Linked DNA regions of Homo sapiens: region 2 is linked to region 1. Evidence: chromatin loops called from intact Hi-C (ENCODE). Cell type or tissue: PC-9. All regions are shown on one strand. Links, peaks and the distances in the headings refer to the core of each region. The heading gives the core; the rest is flanking DNA. Region 1 has its middle 60 kb from the start of PET117. Region 2 has its middle 36 kb from the start of ZNF133.

Region 1 (9,589 bases), core at 910-8,909:
CTTCCAAGCTGGCTGCAGGGAGACCACTCTACTGAACACATTCTATGGCTTAAAGTAGTGGTCCCCAACCTTTTTGGCACCAGAGACCAGTTTTGTGGAAGACAATTTTTCCATGGACTGGGGTTGAGGGGGGAATGGTTTCAGGATGATTCAAGCACATTACATTTATTGTGCACTTTATTTCTATTATTATTACATTGAAATATCTAATGAAATAATTATAAAAGTCACCATAATGTAGAATCAGTGGGAGCCCTAAGCTTGTTGTTTTGCAGCTAGGTGGTCCCATCTTGGGGTGATGGGAGACAGTGACAGATCATAGGGCATTAAATTCTCATAAGGAGTGCACAACCTAGATCCCTTAAATATGCAGTCCACAATAGGGTTCACATTCCTGTGAGAATCTAATGCCACTGCTGATCTGACTGGAGGTGGAGCTCAGGTGATAATGCGAGTGATGGGGAGCGGCTATAAATACAGATGAAGCTTTGCTCACTTGCCCTCTGCTCACCTCCTGCTGTGCAGCCCCGTTCCTAACAGGCCACAGACCAGTACTGGTTCATGGTCTGGGGGTTTCAGACCCCTAGTTTAGAGCTTTCCTGCCACTTAAAAACACATGACTTGAAAAAATGTCTTTTGGATTCATGTTTCATTCACATTTTCACAATTATCAACGTTACATTTGTCCATTAGAAAAAAGATGGACTGCTGCTCCCTCCCCCTCCCCCTCTCCCTCTACCCACGGTCTCCCTCTCCCTCTCTTTCCACGGTCTCCCTCTGATGCCCAGCCGAAGCTGGACTGTACTGCTGCCATCTCGGCTCACTGCAACCTCCCTGCCTGATTCTCCTGCCTCAGCCTGCCGAGTGCCTGCGATTGCAGGCCCGCGCCGCCATGCCTGACTGGTTTTCATATTTTTTTGGTGGAGACGGGGTTTTGCTGTGTTGGCCGGGCTGGTCTCCAGCTCCTAACTGCGAGTGATCCACCAGCCTCGGCCTCCCGAGGTGCCGGGATTGCAGACGGAGTCTCGTTCACTCAGTGCTCAATGGTGCCCAGGCTGGAGTGCAGTGGCGTGATCTCGGCTCGCTACAACCCCCACCTCCCAGCCGCCTGCCTTGGCCTCCCAAAGTGCCAAGATTGCAGCCTCTGCCCGGCTGCCACCCCGTCTGGGAAGTGAGGAGCGCCTCTTCCCGGCCGCCATCCCATCTAGGAAGTGAGGAGCATCTCTGCCCGGCCGCCCATCATCTGAGATGTGGGGAGCGCCTCTGCCCCGCCGCCCCGTCTGGGATGTGAGGAGCGCCTCTGCCCGGCCGCGACCCCGTCTGGGAGGTGAGGAGCGCCTCTGCCCGGCCGCGACCCCGTCTGGGAGGTGAGGAGCGCCTCTGCCCGGCCGTGACCCCATCTGGGAGGTGAGGAGCCCCTCCGCCCGGCAGCCGCCCCGTCTGGGAAGTGAGGAGCGTCTCCGCCCGGCAGCCACCCCGTCCGGGAGGGAGGTGGGGGTCAGCCCCCACCCGGCCAAACACCCCGTCTGGGAGGGAGGTGGGGGGGTCAGCCCCCGCCCGGCCAGCCGCCCCGTCCGGGAGGGAGGTGGGGGGCTCCTCTGCCCGGCCAGCCGCCCTGTCCGGGAGGTGGGGGGCGCCTCTGCCCGGCCACCCCTTCTGGGAAGTGAGGAGCCCCTCTGCCCGGCCACCACCCCGTGTGGGAGGTGTACCCAACAGCTCATTGAGGACGGGCCATGATGACGACGGCGGTTTTGTGGAATAGAAAAGGGGGAAGGGTGGGGAAAAGATTGAGAAATCGGATGGTTGCTCTGTCTGTGTAGAAAGAAGTAGACATGGGAGACTTTTCATTTTGTTCTGTACTAAGAAAAATTCTTCTGCCTTGGGATCCTGTTGATCTGTGACCTTACCCCCAACCCTGTGCTCTCTGAAACATGTACTGTGTCCACTCAGGGTTAAATGGATTAAGGGCGGTGCAAGATGTGCTTTGTTAAACAGATGCTTGAAGGCAGCATGCTCGTTAAGAGTCATCACCACTCCCTAATCTCAAGTACCCAGGGACACAAACACTGCGGAAGGCCGCAGGGTCCTCTGCCTAGGAAAACCAGAGACCTTTGTTCACTTGTTTATCTGCTGACCTTCCCTCCACTATTGTCCTATGACCCTGCCAAATCCCCCTCTGCAAGAAACACCCAAGAATGATCAATAAAAAAAAAAGAAAAAAGATGGACTGCTAAGACTCTTCTAATTTCAACTCTTAGAAATTTTCAGATTTTAAAGAAAGGAAGGTTAAATCTAAACAATTTTTTAAATTTACTTATTTATTTTTGAGACAGCATCTCACTCTGTCGCCCAGTCTGGAGTTCAGTGGTGCCATCTCACTGCAGCCTCCTTCTCCAGGTGCAAGTGATTTTCGTACCTCAGCCTCCTGAGTAGCTGGGATTACAGGCGCATGCCACCACACCCGGCTAATCTTTTTGTATTTTTAGTAGAGACAGGGTTCACCATGTTGGCCAGGCTGGTCTCGAACTCCCGACCTCAGGTAATCCACCCACCTCGGCCTCCCAAAATGCTAGATTACAGGCGTGAGCCTCCGCACCCAGCCAGGAAGATTAAATATTTTATCACCTACTTTTGTCAATGTTTCTCATTGGTTACAGTCAGGAACTAGAAGAGAGAATTGTTAAAAACTTGTGATTAGGAATTGTATGCAACCATTTCAAGGGTAATATCTGATATTTTTTAAATGTCCATGAAAACCAGATCAAGTTTCTCATTAAAATATGTGAAGAGATTTTATTTGAAAATGATATATAAATTCAATATTTAGTACATTTTTTTACTTTATCTCTCCTAAGAATGTGAAAATGATTTTCTTCACTAAGCTCCAAGTGCATGCGTTCATCCCTCTGGAGTGTCCAGTATGTGGCACAGATACTCTTTTATTTGTGCTCCATGACTCAGGGAGAATGCTGACTGGCCACCTCTGCCATCCAGTCACAGCCAAAGGACGTTCTCAGAGCCACTGTCTCAGCAACTCCATGAGGTGGTCCTGTAATTGCCTCTATTTTATGAGGAGAAAAGGGAGGCTTGAGAGGTAAAGAAACTCCCCAAGGATGCGCAGATAGTAAAGTAGGGCTAATGGTTAGAGAGTAATGCCATGGCTAGGCCACAGATGGAAGGGATTGCAATGGAATATAAGGGAATATTCTGTGTTCTTTTTTTTTTTTTTGAGAGAGAGTGTCTCGATCTGTCACCCAGGCTGGAGTGCAATGGCGCCATCTCAGCTCACTGTAACCCCTGCCTCCGAGGTTCAAGCAATTCTGCTTCAGCCTCCCAAGTAGCTAGGATTACAAGCGCCTGCCACTACACCCGGCTAATTTTTTATTTTATTTTATTTTATTTTTGAGACTGAGTCTTGCACTGTTGTCTGGGCTGAAGTGCAGTGGCACGATCTTGGCTCACTGCAACCTCCACCTCCTGGGTTCAAGCAATTCTCCTGCCTCAGCCTCCCAAGTAGCTGGGATTACAGGCACCCGCCACCATGCTTGGCTAATTTTTTTTGTATTTTTAGTAGAGATGGAGTTTCACTATGCTGGTCAGGCTGGTCTCGAACTCCTGACCTCGTTATCCACCCGCCTTGGCCTCCCAAAGTTCTGGGATTATAGGCGACAGCCACCGCACCCGGCCTAATTTTTTGTATTTTTAGTAAAGATGGGGTTTTGCCATGTTGGCTGTGGCTGGTCTCAAACTTCTGACCTCAGGTGATCAGCCCACCTCAGCCTCCCAAAGTGCTGGGATTACAGGCATAAGCCACCGCGCCCAGCCTACTGTGTGTTTTTTTTTTTTTTTTTTTTTTTTTTTTTTTTGAGACGGAGTCTCACTCTGTCACCCAGGCTGGAGTGCAGTGGTGCAATCTCGGCTCACTGCAAGCTCTGCCTCCCGGGTTCACTCCATTCTCCTGCTTCAGCCTCCCGAGTAGCTGGGACTACAGGTGCCCGCCACCACGCCCGGCTAATTTTTTTGTATTTTTAGTAGAGACAGGTTTCACTGTATTAGCCAGGATGGTCTCGATCTCCTGACCTCGTGATCCTCCGTCCTCAGCCTCCCAAAGTGCTGGGATTACAGGCGTGAGCCATCACGCCCGGCAGCTATTTGTTTTTAAAGACAGATCTAGCTTTAAAAATGGAAGCAACTTGATCAAAATTCTGTTACAAAATTTTTGAAACCATTGAAGTTTAATGTTAGATAAAAAATTAAATTTAGAGAACTACGTGAGAGGCCACGTGCTGATGCCTCCCCACATTATATTTTGCTCGGCAAATAATAATGCCTTTATTTGCTAAAATGCTAGCTTGTGTCAGTGTCTGCAATGGCTTTTCTGTGCAGGAGTAGGTGCTGTTGTCTGCATTAACCAGGTTTTGGACTCCCTGGGAGCTGAGGCAGCTTTTGTCCTCCCCAGCACTTGGCTGAGGCCTGGGCACATAGAGACGCTCAGTTGCCAAGATCCCCAAAGCAGTGACGGCTTGCCTCCGGAGAACAAGTCCTCTGGACAGCTTACCGCTTTCCTCCCCTTCCCAGAGAGCTAAACCAGTGCTTCCCAGCCTTGCCCTGCAAAAACCCCAACACAGAAGGAGGCACCAGCTATGACCTGGCAAGAACTCACATCCTTTGAGGTTTCATTGTTAAAAATTGCAGCTATGGGCCGGGCGCTGTGACTCACACCTGTAATCCCAGCACTTTGGGATGCCGAGGAGGGAGGATCACCTGATGTCAGGAGTCAGACCAGTCTGACCAACATGGTGAAACCCTGTCCTGACTAAAAATGCAAAAATTAGCTGGGCGTGGTGGTGCACGCCTGTAATTGCAGCTACTCAGGAGGCTGAGATAAGAGAATTGCTTGAACCTGGCAGGTGGAGGTTGCAGTGAGCCGAGATTGTGCCACTGCACTCCAGCCTGGGCAGCAGAGTGAGACTCCGTCTCAAAAAAACAAAAAAAATTACAGGTATGTTATATTCTGCTCTTTAAGTATATCTGATTGTTTTAATATTAAAATGGATTTTTTCACTCCAAAGCTTTGGGTAGAATTGAAACCCTAAGAAGATGGGCAGTTTTAGCTTATGGTTTGGGACACTCTATGAGCCTCCAGAGAGAGAGAGTGTGCGCACAAGCACACACACAAATGTGCACTATCAATCTGAAATTTCATTCTTTTCCTCTTAATGAATAATCAAGGAGTTCAAGACACACTTGTTTTCACTTTGACACTATAATTCGTTTCATTTTGAGAAAGAGAATTTTGAGTTGAAGATAAATGACAGTTGAAAAGCAAACGTGCTACTAATATGTTCACATTTGCCCAAAATGTCTAGTATTCCAGTTAAACTGAATATTGCTAAAGGTTCAATTAAATGAAAAGATATGTCCAGTGAAGGACATTAGGCTCCAAGTGGGATAAAAAGAAAAAGCCTGATCTTAGAAGGTCTTGAGGAAGCAAGGATTGTTGGCAACATGGGCCCTTGAGATTAAGCCTTAGGCTATGGCCTCATGCCTCTGAGTACAGTAGTTGCTTACCACTGAGGAGCAGACACTACTCAGCTCTTGCAGAGCCAGTGCTAGGCTGGGCTTGGTAAAAACAGCAAAGGTCACAAAGCATTAAGCAGACAATATTAGGTGCTAAAAATACAAAAATAACGGAAGCTCCCATTTCTGAACTCCTCTTTCTCCAGCAGCCCTATGAGGTGGTCCTGTAATTGCCTCTATTTTATGAAGAGAAAACTGAGGCTTCAGAGGTTAAGTAACTCCCCAAGGATGCACAGATAGTAAGCAGAAGATAGCATCTAAGTCCAGGCTAGAATGGGCCTCTCAGCCAGCCCCCTCCTTGTCTGCAGAAGTGAGTAAGATGTAGGAGGAAAATCATCCAAGGCCAAAGAGGCCCTTGAACCCTGGATAGGGACTCATGATTCAGAGCCCAGCCATATACTTCCCATTCACTTTGCTGGTGGGACCTCTAACTTCTTGTTTAGATATTTGATTGCTGGTCTCCCAAGTCAAGTTTCTTAATCTGAGGTGGTTGTATGCAAAGGCAAGTGTATATGAGTATGAGAGTATGAATGTATTTCTGGGGAGAGGGCCTGAAGCTTTATCAGATCTTCAAAGGGGTATGTGAGACAAATAGTAGTAATTAGCCCTGTTTAGATGCAGACTCGAGGCCGGGCGTGGTGGCTCACACCTGTAATCCCAGCACTTTGGGAGGCCAAGATGGGCAGATCACCAGAGGTCAGGAGTTCAAGACCAGCTTGGCCAACATGGTGAAACCCCATGTCTACTAAAAATACAAAAATTTGCCAGGCATGGTGGTGGTTGCCTGTAATCCCAGCTCCTCCTTGGGAGGCTGAGGCAGGAGAATCATTTGAACCAGGGAGGCGGAGGTTGCAGTGAGCCAAGACTGTGCCACTGTACTCCAGCCTGGGCAACAGAATGAGACTGTGTCGCCAAAGAACAAAACAAAACAAAAAACAGATGCAGACTCAAGGAAGAAACTTTCTAGAGCCAGCTGGGTAGTTGGGATAAAGGTACAAAGGGAACGACTCACCAAACAAATTTAAAATGTTTATTTTAAATTTTGACATAATATCAGGCTTAAGGAAAAGTTGCAAAAGAGAACAAAGAATTTCCAGATACTCTTTACCCCAGTTCTGTAAATGTTAATATTTTATACATTTGCCTCTCCCTCCTCTCTTTCTCACACATGCACACTCACTCATACACACAGACACTTTTTTTTTCTGGACAAGTTAAAAGTAAGTTGCAGATATCATGCTCATTTTACCCTTAATATTTTGGTGTGTATTTCTAAAAGCAAGGAATGTTCTTACCTAACCACAGTACAATGATCAAAATCAGGGAAATCAGTGTTAATATGCTGTTATCCAATCTATAAATCAAATTCAGATTTCACTAATTGTCCTACTACTGCCCTTTATGGCAAAAGAATATCCAAGATCCAGTGTTGCATTCAGTGGCCATGCTGCTTTAATCTATAATCAGGAACTGTTCCTGAGTCTTTTTTGACATTGACATTTTGAAGAGTACTTGGCTAATTTGTAGAATGTCCCTGAATTTGGGTATGTTCGCTGTTTCCTCATGCTTGTTGAAATTTGTTTTTGTGACCTAACATATGATCTATCCTGGAGAAAGGTTCATATGCTGAAGTGAAGAATGTGTGTTCTACAGCAGTTAGATGAAATGTTCTGTAAATATCTGTTAGGTCCATTTGGTTTAGAGTGCAGTATAAGTCCGAAGTTTCTTTGTTGATTTTCTTTGTAGATGACCTCTCCACTGAGTGAAGGGTGGTGAAGTCCCCAACTATTATTATATTGGAGCCTATCTCTCCTTTTTATTTTCTCAAAATGCATTTTCAGACCAATGGAACTTATCTCTTAAGCTCTAATGATATTTATTTTATATCTCTAGGTTCTCTGGTGTTGGATGCATATATATTTATAATTGTTATATCCTCTTGCTGAATTGATCCCTTTATCATTTATATAATGGCCTTCTTTGTCTCCTTTTATGGTTTTTGACTTAAAGTTTATTTTGTCTGATATAAGAATAGCTACTCTTGCATGCTTTTGGTTTCCATTTGTGTGGAATGTCTTTCCATTCCTTCACATTCAGTCTTTGTGTCTTTTCAGGTGAAGCGAGTTTCTTGAGGGCAGCATATAGCCAAGTCTTGACTTTTTTTTTTAAATCCATTTAGCCAGTCTATATATTTGATTTATTTATTTATTATTTTTTTGAGATGGAGTTTCGCTCTTGTTGCCCAGGCTGGAGTGCAATGGCACGATCTCAGCTCACTGTAAACTCTGCCTCCCACATTCAAGCAATTCTCCTGCCTCAGAATGTTGGCAAGTAGCTGGGATTACAGGCATGCACCACCTCACCCAGCTAATTTTGTATTTTTAGTAGAGATGGGGTTTCACCATGTTGGTCAGGCTGGTCTCAAACTCCTGACCTCAAGTGATCCGCCTGCCTCTGCCTGCCAAAGTGCTGGGATTACAGGCATAAGCCACCATGCCCAGGCAGTCTATATTTTTAAATTGGGAAATTTAAGCCATTTGTCTTCAAGGTTATTGTTGATAGTAGGTGAGAACTTACTCCTGTCATTTTGTTAATTGTTTTTTGATTGGTTTGTATATCCTTTGTCCCTTTCTCCTTCTCTTGTTGCTTATCTTTGTGATTTGGTGGTTTTCTGTAGTAATCATGTTTGATTCTTTTTTTATTTCCTTTCACTTGTGTATCTGCTGTACCAGCAAATTTTGGACTTTCATGTGTTTTTATGATGATAGGTATTGTCTTTTCACTTCCAGATATAGGATTCCCTTAAGCATTCCTTGTAGAATTGGTCTAGTGGTGATGAATACCCTCCATTTTTCTTGTGTGGGAAAGACTACTACTCCTTTATTTCTGAAGGATAGCTTTGCTGGGTATATTACCCATGGTTGGCAGGTTTTTTCTTTTAGCACATGGAATATATCATCCCATTCTCTCCTGGACTGTAATGTTTCTGCTAAGAAATCTGCTGTTAGTCTGAAGGGGCTAATATGTGACTTGATGCTTTTTTGTTGCTGTTTTTTTAGCATTTTCTCTGTCTTTGACATTTGATAATTTCACTGTAATGTGCCTGAGAGAGGATATTTTTGGGTTGAATCTATTTGAGGATCTTTGAGTTTCCTGTGTCTGAATGTCTATATCTCTTCCAAGACTTGTGAAGTTTTTGACTATTTCATTAAATTGGTTCTCTTTGCCTTTCCTCATTTCTTCTCCTTCTGGAACTCCCAAAATTCAAGTATTTGTCTGCTTGATGTTTTCTCATATATCATGTAAGCTTTCTTCATTAACATTTCTTTTTTTTCCTTTATTTTTCTTTCTTTTTGACTGACAAGTTATTTCAAAAGACTTGTCTTCAAGTTTAGAAATTCTTTCTTCAGCTTGATCTAGTCCATTTTTGAAGATCTTATATTTTTTAATTTCATTTATTGAATTATTCATTTCCAGGATATATGTTTGCTTCTTTTTATATGTATATATCTGTCTATCTGTTTAATTTCCCATTCAGATTGTGAATTGCTTTTCTGATATCTTTGTTTTGTCACCCGTGTTCTCTTGCAATCTCCATGTGTTCCTTGAGATCTTTATTTTGAAATCCTTTTCAAGCATTTAATAAATTTTCTTTTCTTTGCGTTCTGTTACTAGAGAATTATTTGTGTGTGTGTGTGTGTGTCTCTGTGTGTGTGTGTGTGTGTGTTTGGAGGTGGTGTGTTTCCTTGCTTTTTCATGTTTCTTGTGTTTTTATGTTGATAGCTGTACATCTGATGTAACAGATGCTTCTTCCAATTTTATGGAGTAGCTCTCATAGGGAATTACTTTTTCCTGTAGATGTATCTGTAGTGTCAGTGGGTAGGGTATTTTGCCTTTAGTTCTGGGTGGGTACCATAGTGTAGTCTTCATATTATTTATTTGACCGTATCAATGCCAGTGGTATCTGTGAATGCCCCAGTGGCTTTGGCTACAATTTGTGAGGTTGTGG
Region 2 (9,589 bases), core at 882-8,881, 55 kb after region 1:
AACAGAACAGAGCCCTCAGAAATAATACCACACATCTACAACCATCTGATCTTTGACAAACCTGACAAAAACAAGAAATGGGGAAAGGAGTCCCTATTTAATAAATGGTGCTGGGAAAACTGGCTAACCATATGTAGAAAGCTGAAACTGGATCCCTTCCTTACATCTTATACAAAAATTAATTCAAGATGGATTAAAGACTTACATGTTAGACCAAAAACCATAAAAACCCTAGAAGAAAACCTAGGCAATGCCATTCAGGACACAGGCATAGGCAAGGACTTAATGTCTAAAACACCAAAAGCAATGGCAACAAAAGCCAAAATTGACAAATGGGATTTAATTAAACTAAAGAGCTTCTGCACAGCAAAAGAAACTACCATCAGAGTGAACAGGCAACCTACAGAATGGGAGAAAATTTTTGCAATCTACTCATCTGACAAAGGGCTAATATCCAGAATCTACAAAGAACTCAAAGAAATTTACAAGAAACAAAAACAACCCCATCAAAAAGTGGGTGAAGGATATGAACAGACACTTCTCAAAAGAAGACATTTATGCAGCCAACAGACACATGAAAAAATGCTCATCATCACTGGCCATCAGAAAAATGCAAATCAAAACCACAATGAGATACCATCTCACACCAGTTAGAATGGTGATCATTCAAAAGTCAGGAAAGGACAGGGGCTGGAGAAGATGTGGAGAAATAGGAACACTTTTACACTGTTGGTGGGACTGTAAACTGATTCAACCATTGTGGAAGACAGTGTAGTGATTCCTCAAGGATCTAGAACTAGAAATACCATTTGACCCAGCCATCCCATTACTGGGTATATACCCAAAGGATTATAAATCATGCTGCTATAAAGACACATGCACACGTATGTTTATTGCAGCACTATTCACAATAGCAAAGACTTGGAACCAACCCAAATGTCCATCAATAATAGACTGGATTAAGAAAATGTGGCACATATACACCATGGAATACTATGCATCCATGAAAAAGGATGAGTTCATGTCCATTGTAGGGACATGGATGAAGCTGGAAACCATCATTCTTAGCAAAGTATTGCAAGGACAGAAAATCAAACACCATATGTTCTCACTCATAGGTGGGAATTGAACAATGAGAACGCTGGACACAGGAAGGGGAACATCACACCCGGGGGCCTGTCGTGGGGTGGGGGGAGGGGGGAGGATAGCATTAGGAGATATACCTAATGTAAATGACAAGTTAATGGGTGCAGCACACCAACATGGCACATGTATACATATGTGACAAACCTGCACGTTATGCACATGTACCCTAGAACTTAAAGTATAATTTAAAAAAATCCTCTGTGCTCCACGTATTTATTCTTCTCCTCCCAACCCCTGGCAACTACTGATCATTTTACTGCTGCCTTTTCCAGAATGTCACATAGTTGGAATCATATAGTGTATAGCTTTTTCAGATTGATTTCCTTCACTTAGTCATAGGCATTTAAGTTTCCTCCACGTCTGTTCATGGCTTGCTAGCTCATTTCTTTTTAGCACTGAATAATATTTCATTGTCTGGATGAACTACAGTTGATTTATCCATTCACCTACTGAAGGACGTCTTGGTTGGTTCCCAGTTTTGGCAGTTATGAACAAAGCCACTATAAAATCTGTGTGCAGGTTTTTGTGTGTACGTAAGTTTTCAACTCCTTTGAGTAAATACCAAAGAGCACGACTGCTGGATAAAATGGTAAGAATATTTTTAATTTTGTAAGAAACTGCCAAACTGTCTTCCAAAGTGGCTGTATCATTTTGCATTCCCACAAAAATTCATTTGTGTTGTAACGAATGAGAGTTCCTGTCACTCCACAACTTCATCAACATTTGGTGTTGTCAGAGTTCTGGATTTTGTGGATTTGGGTCATTTAATAGGTGTATAGTGGTATCCCACCACTGTTTTAATCACATTTCTCTAATGATGTATGATGTCCTCTGTTGATGGACATTTGGGTTGTTCCCAGTTTGAGGATGGTACAAAAAGAAATGCTGAAAACATTCCTGCAGGTATTTTTGGTGGTCCTATGCACTCATTTTGCTTCAGTATACACATAGAAGTGTGAAACTGCTGTATCCAAAGATATGGATGTGTTCAGCTTTATGAAACTGTGCCAATTGGGTTTCCAAGGTAGTTGTACCAGTTTCCACTTATGCCTGGAGTTAGTCATATTTAAAAACTAGAAACATTTCTTTCATATTGAAATAACTCTGGGATTTGCATAATTCAAAGGAGGCCTGGTACGGCTTGTAACAATCTGAACCATGCTCCTTTTCAACAGAGAATTGTAAAATGGTATTAAAGGAGTATAATTTGTTCCCCTTGCTAATAGTAAAAGAGAAATGATTCACACAAAGACACAGAGAATAATGGAAGCCAGCATTCTTGAATCTGTCTTCCCTGTATTAAACTATTACCTAATTAACAGCATGCTGGGGTCGTACATTGGATTCTGGAGCCAACCTCCAGGGTGCACTGGAGTCTATTTGAGGATGGAGGGTGGGAGAAGGGAGAAGAGCAGAAAACATAACTATTGGGTACTGGGTTTAATACCTGAGTGATGAAATCTTCTGTCCAAGAAACCCCCATGACATGGGTTTACCTATGTAACAAACCTTCACATGGACCTTTGAACCTAAAATAAAGGGCCTTTATTACAAGGCCTTTATCACAAGGACCTTTGAACCTAAAAAAAAGTTTTTTTTTTTAAAGAAAAAACATTCTGCTAAAAATGTACAAATGTATGATACAATTGAATATTTGAATACAACTGAATATATTAAATAAGACATTTTGGCCAGGCACGGTGGCTCGCACCTGTAATCCCAGAACTTTGGGAGGCCAAGGTGGGCGGATCACTTGAGATTAGGAGTTCGAGACCAACCCATGCAACATGGTGATACTCTGTCTCTTTAAAAAAAAAAAAAAAAAAAAGAAAGAAATTTTTATTAATTTTCATATGTAAAAAGAGTAGGGTGGTCAGGCACGGTGGCTCACGCCTGTAATCCCAGCACTTTGGGAGGCTAAGGCAGCGGATCACAAGGTCAAGAAATCGAGATCATCCTGGCCAACATGGTGAAACCTCATCTCTACTAAAAATACAAAAATTAGCCGGGCGTGGTGGCATGCACCTGTAGTCCCAGCTACTCGGGAGGCTGAGACAGGAAAATTGCTTGAACCCAGGAGGCAGAGGTTGCAGTGAGCCGAGATAGGACCACTGCACTCTGAGCTGGCGACAGAGTGAGACTGCGTCTCAAGAAAAGAAAGAAAAAGAGTAGGGTAATTGTGATAAAAATAATTGTATCTTTTGGAGATACATGTCTAAATATCTAGAAGTGAAATGATACAATGTCTGGGATTTGCTTCAGTTCTATGGGTGGAGGGGGATGTCACTGAGTGGGATGTGGGGGGCAGGACCAGTCACCACTGATGGCAATTGAGGCTGGGCGATGGGTACTGTGGATTCACTCAACTCTGAACCATTTCTGTGTATCTTCAAAACTTTCCATGGTAAAGTTATTTTTAAAAGCTACTCTTAAAAAAAGATATAAAAAATCATGTAATCTATTTTAGAAAAATTTCCATCAAAATTGCTAAAATAAAATATGGCAATTGAGGAAGGAAAAAAGTAAGAAAAAAATGCAGGAAATATAGTAACATATTTTACAATAATGTCAATCCAAAATATTATTTAAGAAGATTTTGCTACATGACACGAGTAGGGAGTGATATTGTCAATTATCTGAAGTTGCCCATCTAGAAGTTATCAATAAGCTTATTTATCCATCATGAATTTGCTGGTAACCCACTGGGGGCAGGGCATCAGGAACCCCAGCCCGGGCAGGGAGACCTAGGCAGTGTCCTCATCGGCCTCCCCGCCTATGCCAGTGACCATACCACCAAGTCTCTCTGCGTCTGTTTTCTGCTCTGAACAGTGGAGCTCATGATGGCATTAGAGCAACACCCATTTTACTGTGTTGTGAGGAGTAAAGATCATAATGGACATAGGTGCTCTTGATTCATTTGGGAAAAAAGAGGGGCATGGGGCAGGGATTTGCTTGTGGAATAGTGCTCTGAGGGCAGGGAAAGCAGGTAGCTATTTTTATGGGAACCACACACAACCCTAATACTGTAGGAGTTGAAAGAACAAGCTTTTAGGATGGCTCCCAGCACTGCCCCTTGGGAGCTGTCTGCCTTGGGCACTCTTTGCCATAGGCGCTGTCTGTCGGTGCCCCAACGACGTCTTCATCCTGGAATTCAATCAGACCTCAAAGCCCCGTGGTGATAATCAAAAGTATCAATATGTGGCAAAGGTGTAGAAGAGTGATTGGCTTGTAGGAAGCACTTAAGGCAGGTGCACAATCAACTTTGTGATTACTACTAATATAATAAAGCAGCAGGTTGTTTACTCTGATGTCCCGTGGACCCCTTAAGTATTTCTGGAGCCAGGCCTATGTCTGCAAAATGATGAGTTCCTGCCCCAGAGAGCTACAGCATCTTTCTGTAAAACCATAATTGATTCAGACTGCACCTAACTAACCTAGCCAGAAAGTTGGAATTTCAAGATGACCAACTAGACCTTTAATAGTTCAGTGCTTTTATAGTTCATGTCCAGGGTCACATGTCACTGGGAAACAAACCTCCATCCTTCTGTCCTGTGAAATGGGTACTCATCCTCAAGGTGGTAGAAAGGAGAGGCTGCTTTCCACTCTGTTGATGTTGTTAAGTCCTTGCTTAAAGGGTAAGACTGGGAGGTCCCAGGAAGGCAGCCTGAACAATTTCTCTTCTCTCTGGGTTTGCCACAGACACTTCAGTGCCTGCCTTCCTGACAGTGGGATACGCCGGGTGATTCACCAGGTTCAGTCTGGGAGGAGGCGTGGAGGATCCTGCCTATCTTCTCAGACACGCAAAGTCCCAGGTTTTGTTTTCCGAGTCTTGGCGTCCCCAGCCAAAGTTCCTGGGTACTGGCTGCCACCCATGGGAGAGGGGAACACCCACCAGCTCCACCCCATAGGACATTGCTAGGGCCTTAGTCACCTAGAAAAGCCCTCCACGTATTTGCCTGGTTAATGCAACAATAGAAGGGTTACGCCCCAGCAACTTTGGTCTCCTCACTCGGTCACCTCAAGAAAGCCTCATCAAACCTTTGCCATGAAAGCACAATGCCAGAAACGCGGCTGCGTGCCTGGCTTAGCCATACTTGGGCTGCTCTTCATTCAAAAAGGCCTCTGGCAGCCTCTCCTGAAATCATTTGGGCTCGAGATGTCATTCCCTGGTCACACCTAGATTCTTAACTGATTTGTTAAGATTTATGAAGAAAGGCTCCATTCTCTTATTCACTTGGCAAATACTTTTTGGCTCCTGTTCAGAGGTGATTGCAAGAAGCACACGGAGAAGTCAGATGTGGTCTCCGGAGCTGTTCTGGCAGTTTTCACAAGGCCCAGGGGCAGGGTAGAGGTGCATGAGGCCGGGGTGAGTTCTTGGCCTGAAGATCTGAAGACATAGACAAGTTGAGGTACTGCTAACATCCCCTAGGGAGTCCCAGACTTTTGTGCCACCTGGGGTCAGGCAACAGGGAGTGGTAGGGCCTGCGGTAAACCAGAGAATGCACGGGCTTTCTAGAGAGCAGCCGCCCTCCCGAGTAGCTGACTGCTGCCTTGTGGAAATAAGTGCCCAGCTGAGCCAGATCTCTTGTTTTGTCAAGAGAAGCCAGGAATTTGGAGTTATTGTGAAATTTACGGTATTTCATGTTAACAACTAATTTTTTAAAAATTATATATACACATGGAAAGATGCTCAACATTGGTAATCATTAGGGAAAAACACACCAAAACTACAATGAAATACCACCTCACATCCATTAGGATGGCCATTATTTTTTTAAAAAAGAAAATAAGAAATGTTGGTGAGAATGTGGAAAAGTTGAAATCCTTGTGCCCTGTCAGTAGGAATGTAAAACGGTATAGCCACTGTGAAAAACAGTATGGCAGTTCTGCAAAAAATTAAAAATAGAACTACCATATGATCCAGCATTTCCACTTCTGGGTATACTTCCAAAAGAACTGAAAGCAGGGATACTAACAGATATTTATACACCTCTGTTTGTAGCAGCGTTATTCATAATAGCCAAACTGTACCAGGAACCCAAGTGTCCATCAGTAGGTGAATGGATTAGCAAAATGTGATATACGTGAGTGTATACAATGAGACATTATTTAGCCTTAAAAAGGAAGGAAATTCTGACAGTGTTACAACGTGGATGGGTCTTGAAGACATCATGCTAAGTGATGTAAGCCAGTCACAAGAAGACAAATGCTGCATGATTCCGCTTCTATGAGGTACCCAGAATTGTCAAAGTCACAGAGACAGAAAATAGAATGGTGGGTTGCCAGGAGCTGGGAGAGAAGAGAATGGAGAATTAGCATTTAATGGATATAGTTTCTGTTTTGCAAGATAAAAAGAGCTCTGGAGATGGTTGTACAACATTATGAATGTATTTAATGCCACTCAACTATACACTCAAAATGGATAAAATGGTGAATTCTATGTTATGTGTATTTTACCACAATAAAAAAAAATGGGAACAAAATTGTAAGTACAGCACAATTCAAACAAAATTTGTCTTTGGGTCCTGTGGGGCCCGAGGCTGCTAGCTTGTCCTTCTGCCCTACTGGTCTTCTGCGAGAGCCCATGGCCGTTCCACATTCTGGCCTAACTCCACTCTGCGTAGTCTTGGGAGCTGGACACACCTAGGTTTGAATCCTGGCTCTGCTCCTTAGTAGTCATGAGATGCTGAATTCTTCTCTACCAATGGGTCTGGGATTATAAAAGCTTTGTCTCTGAGAATATTTGTTTCCTACCAGAAGGCTCTGAAGGAAACAAATCTACTAGATTCACGACCTGGACAGAGCATCCATTGCCAATGTGAATAAACTCTGTGTGAAACTAAAGCAGAGCTCAGCTCCTGGCTGTGAGGACGAGTTCCCAGCACACTGATTTGAAGTGGTACTTCAGAACTATAAACTCTCTTTGACCTCATGCTTAACATTTTAAGAAGAGGGCAGCAAAATCGCCAAGGTATGCTGAGAGCAAGTGTTCATGTGCACCCAGCCAAACATTGTGAAGAAAAGGAGTAGGGAGAGGACATATTCACAAAACAATTTTTTTTTTTAAGAGACAGAGTCTTACTCTGTCACCAGGCTGGAGTGTGATGGTGCAATCATGGCTCACTGCAGCCTCAAATTCCTGGGCTCCAGCAATCCTCCCACCTCAGCCTCCCGAGTAGCTAAGACTATAGGCGTGTGCTACCATGCCTGGCTAATTTTAAAATATATACAGATTATAGAGGTAGGGTCTCACTATGTTGCTCAGGCTGGTCTTGAACTCCTGGCCTGAAGTAATCCTCCTGCCTTGGCCTCCCAAAGTGTTGGGATTTAAGGTGTGAGCAAACACGCCCAGCCATTTTTTAAATAATGTAATTTCCCCCACAATTTCCCTGTAGAGTTTGAAATTTTTGTTGACTGTTTTGTCTGAGGGATTCCAATGGACTTGCTTTTTCTTATGGTATAAAATGTAGCAAAAGTAAATTAGAATTTTTGAGTTATATTCTTAAAATTTGCCACCTTTCCTTGGACAGGTACTAGAGATTTGAAAACAAATAAACTGTGCCAGGCCCCTGTCTGCAAGGAGCCGACATTGTAGAGGAGAAGACAGAGTGTGCTTAAGCGTAGTTTGCTAACTTCTGAGTGTGAAAATTGATTATACAAATTGGGTCATTCTTGTCATACCCAACAAAAACAGAGTTGAGAAGCCAGAAGGGAAAAGCACTTGCGGCATATAGCATTGCTCCAAAAATTTAATTCTCTCCAAGTCCAGCAGCTAAAGCTGCCTGTGGTAACCTAAGACCAGCTTTACCCAATAGCTGCTGAAACAAGACCAGCCTTGGACCAGCTTTACCCAATAGCTGCTACAGCTCAAAGACTAATTTTACCCAGGCCTGTGGCTCACCAACTGGAGCTTTCCAGCTCCCCACAACTTTACTAATACCCATGAACTTTCTTTCAAGACCACAGGCAACATTTCTTTTTAAAAATAAAACCCCCAACTTTCTCTTTGTTCTTCAGACACACCAAAGAGTACCTAGTCTATGTGTACGCCCCAAATTGCAATTCTTGTATCCCAAATAAAACGTTAAATTTAGAGACTCATCTCTACATTTTTATTAGACTATGGCATGGACAAGAGGGTGCAACAAGAGTACCCTGCTGGGCACAGTGGCTCATGCCTGTAATCCCAGCACTTTGGGAGGCTGAGGCAGTTGGATCACCTGAGGTCAGGAGTTCAAGATCTGCTTAGCCAACATGGTGAAACCCTGTCTCTACTAAAAATACAAAAATTAGCTGGGTGTGGTGGCACACACCTGTAATCCCAGCTACTCAGGAGGCTGAGGCAGGAGAATCACTTGAACCCAAGAGACGGAGTTTGCAGCCGAGATAGTGCCACTACACTCTAGCCTGGGAGACAGAGTGAGACTCCGTCTCAAAAAAAAGAAGAAAAAAAAGGCACTAAGAGTACCTAGGATAGGTAAGCAACTCAGCTAGATAGGAGAGGCCAGGGAAGTGGCCTGCTGGAGAGGAGATCAGAGTTGAAAAATAAGGCTGACCAGGAGTTAGCCAGAGTAAGTGGGAGTGGGGAGATGGAGGAGCCCACAGAGGTGGAGCTCACCTGTTTGCCTGTGATGTAAGGCCTAGAATTTCGTTCAATATTAAGTGCTGCTTTGACATCTGGTCAAACTGAGAGAGCCTAGAATGCTCTAACCACAAATTCCCCTCCCTTCTGCTCTCTTGGATAAGATCCCCTAGCCAAACACGGTGCAGTTCCTGCTTATCTCTGAGCAGTGGGTGTCAGTCAGTTCCCTGTCAGCCTGAGAAATTATTCAAACAAGCCCATCATATTCTGCTGCAGGAATCAGGAATCACCCTACCCTTTTGATAGCACAAAGCCTGACTCCAGACCCTGGCTATTCACTCTGTTCCCAAGTGTAGCCCCTGTGGCCCTGCGTGCTATGCTGTGTTCTGATCCAGAATGTGAGTTATAAACTGCCGTCATCTCATCTGTCCAGTGTGAGGTGTCCTGTGTTTGGCCATCCCCATAACCCTGGAACAGGAATCCCTTTCTCACCAGCAGGATGAATAGCAGGTGATTAAAACAATCCCTGTAAGGGGTCTGTGTGCAAAGCCATCAATCAGCATTGCTCAAGGATCCCCTGAGGTTGGGAGCAACAGGATGGCTGCTAAGGAAGTGGTCAGAGACCAGCCCCGGAAAGTTTTAGTCCCTTTTAACCAGCCATTGCAGATCATAGTGGCGGGAGCCCCTGGGGGGTGTCGAGCAGGGGTTAGCCCCCTGGCCAGATCTGAGTTGTTGTTTTATTTTATTTTATTTATTTATTTGTTTATTTTACTTTAAGTTCTAGGGTACATGTGCACAACGTGCAGGTTTGTTACATATGTATACATGTGCCATGTTGGTGTGCTGCACCCATTAACTCGT

The links. A loop is a pair of places that touch in the nucleus more often than their neighbours do. Peaks named below come from ENCODE experiments on the same cell type or tissue, not always from the same donor. Only the 100,000 strongest peaks of a DNase experiment are listed, where the experiment ranks them.
Region 2: it touches region 1 in a loop (8-fold over the local background); 5 of 110 quality-filtered maps call a loop at or near these places.

The regions. Positions count from the first base shown.
Region 1 is chr20:18,193,169-18,202,757 of GRCh38, forward strand. No RefSeq gene overlaps it. Among named protein-coding and RNA genes, the nearest start is that of PET117, 60 kb to the left of the region's middle. In PC-9, for the core only: a CTCF peak has its summit at 4,366; a DNase peak (open chromatin) is centred at 4,723; H3K4me3 peaks cover 511 bases; H3K27ac peaks cover 2,585 bases.
Region 2 is chr20:18,247,744-18,257,332 of GRCh38, forward strand. No RefSeq gene overlaps it. Among named protein-coding and RNA genes, the nearest start is that of ZNF133, 36 kb to the right of the region's middle. RefSeq lists an enhancer at 4,506-5,705. In PC-9, for the core only: no CTCF peak of the experiment used is centred there; a DNase peak (open chromatin) is centred at 5,198; H3K4me3 peaks cover 2,224 bases; H3K27ac peaks cover 4,224 bases.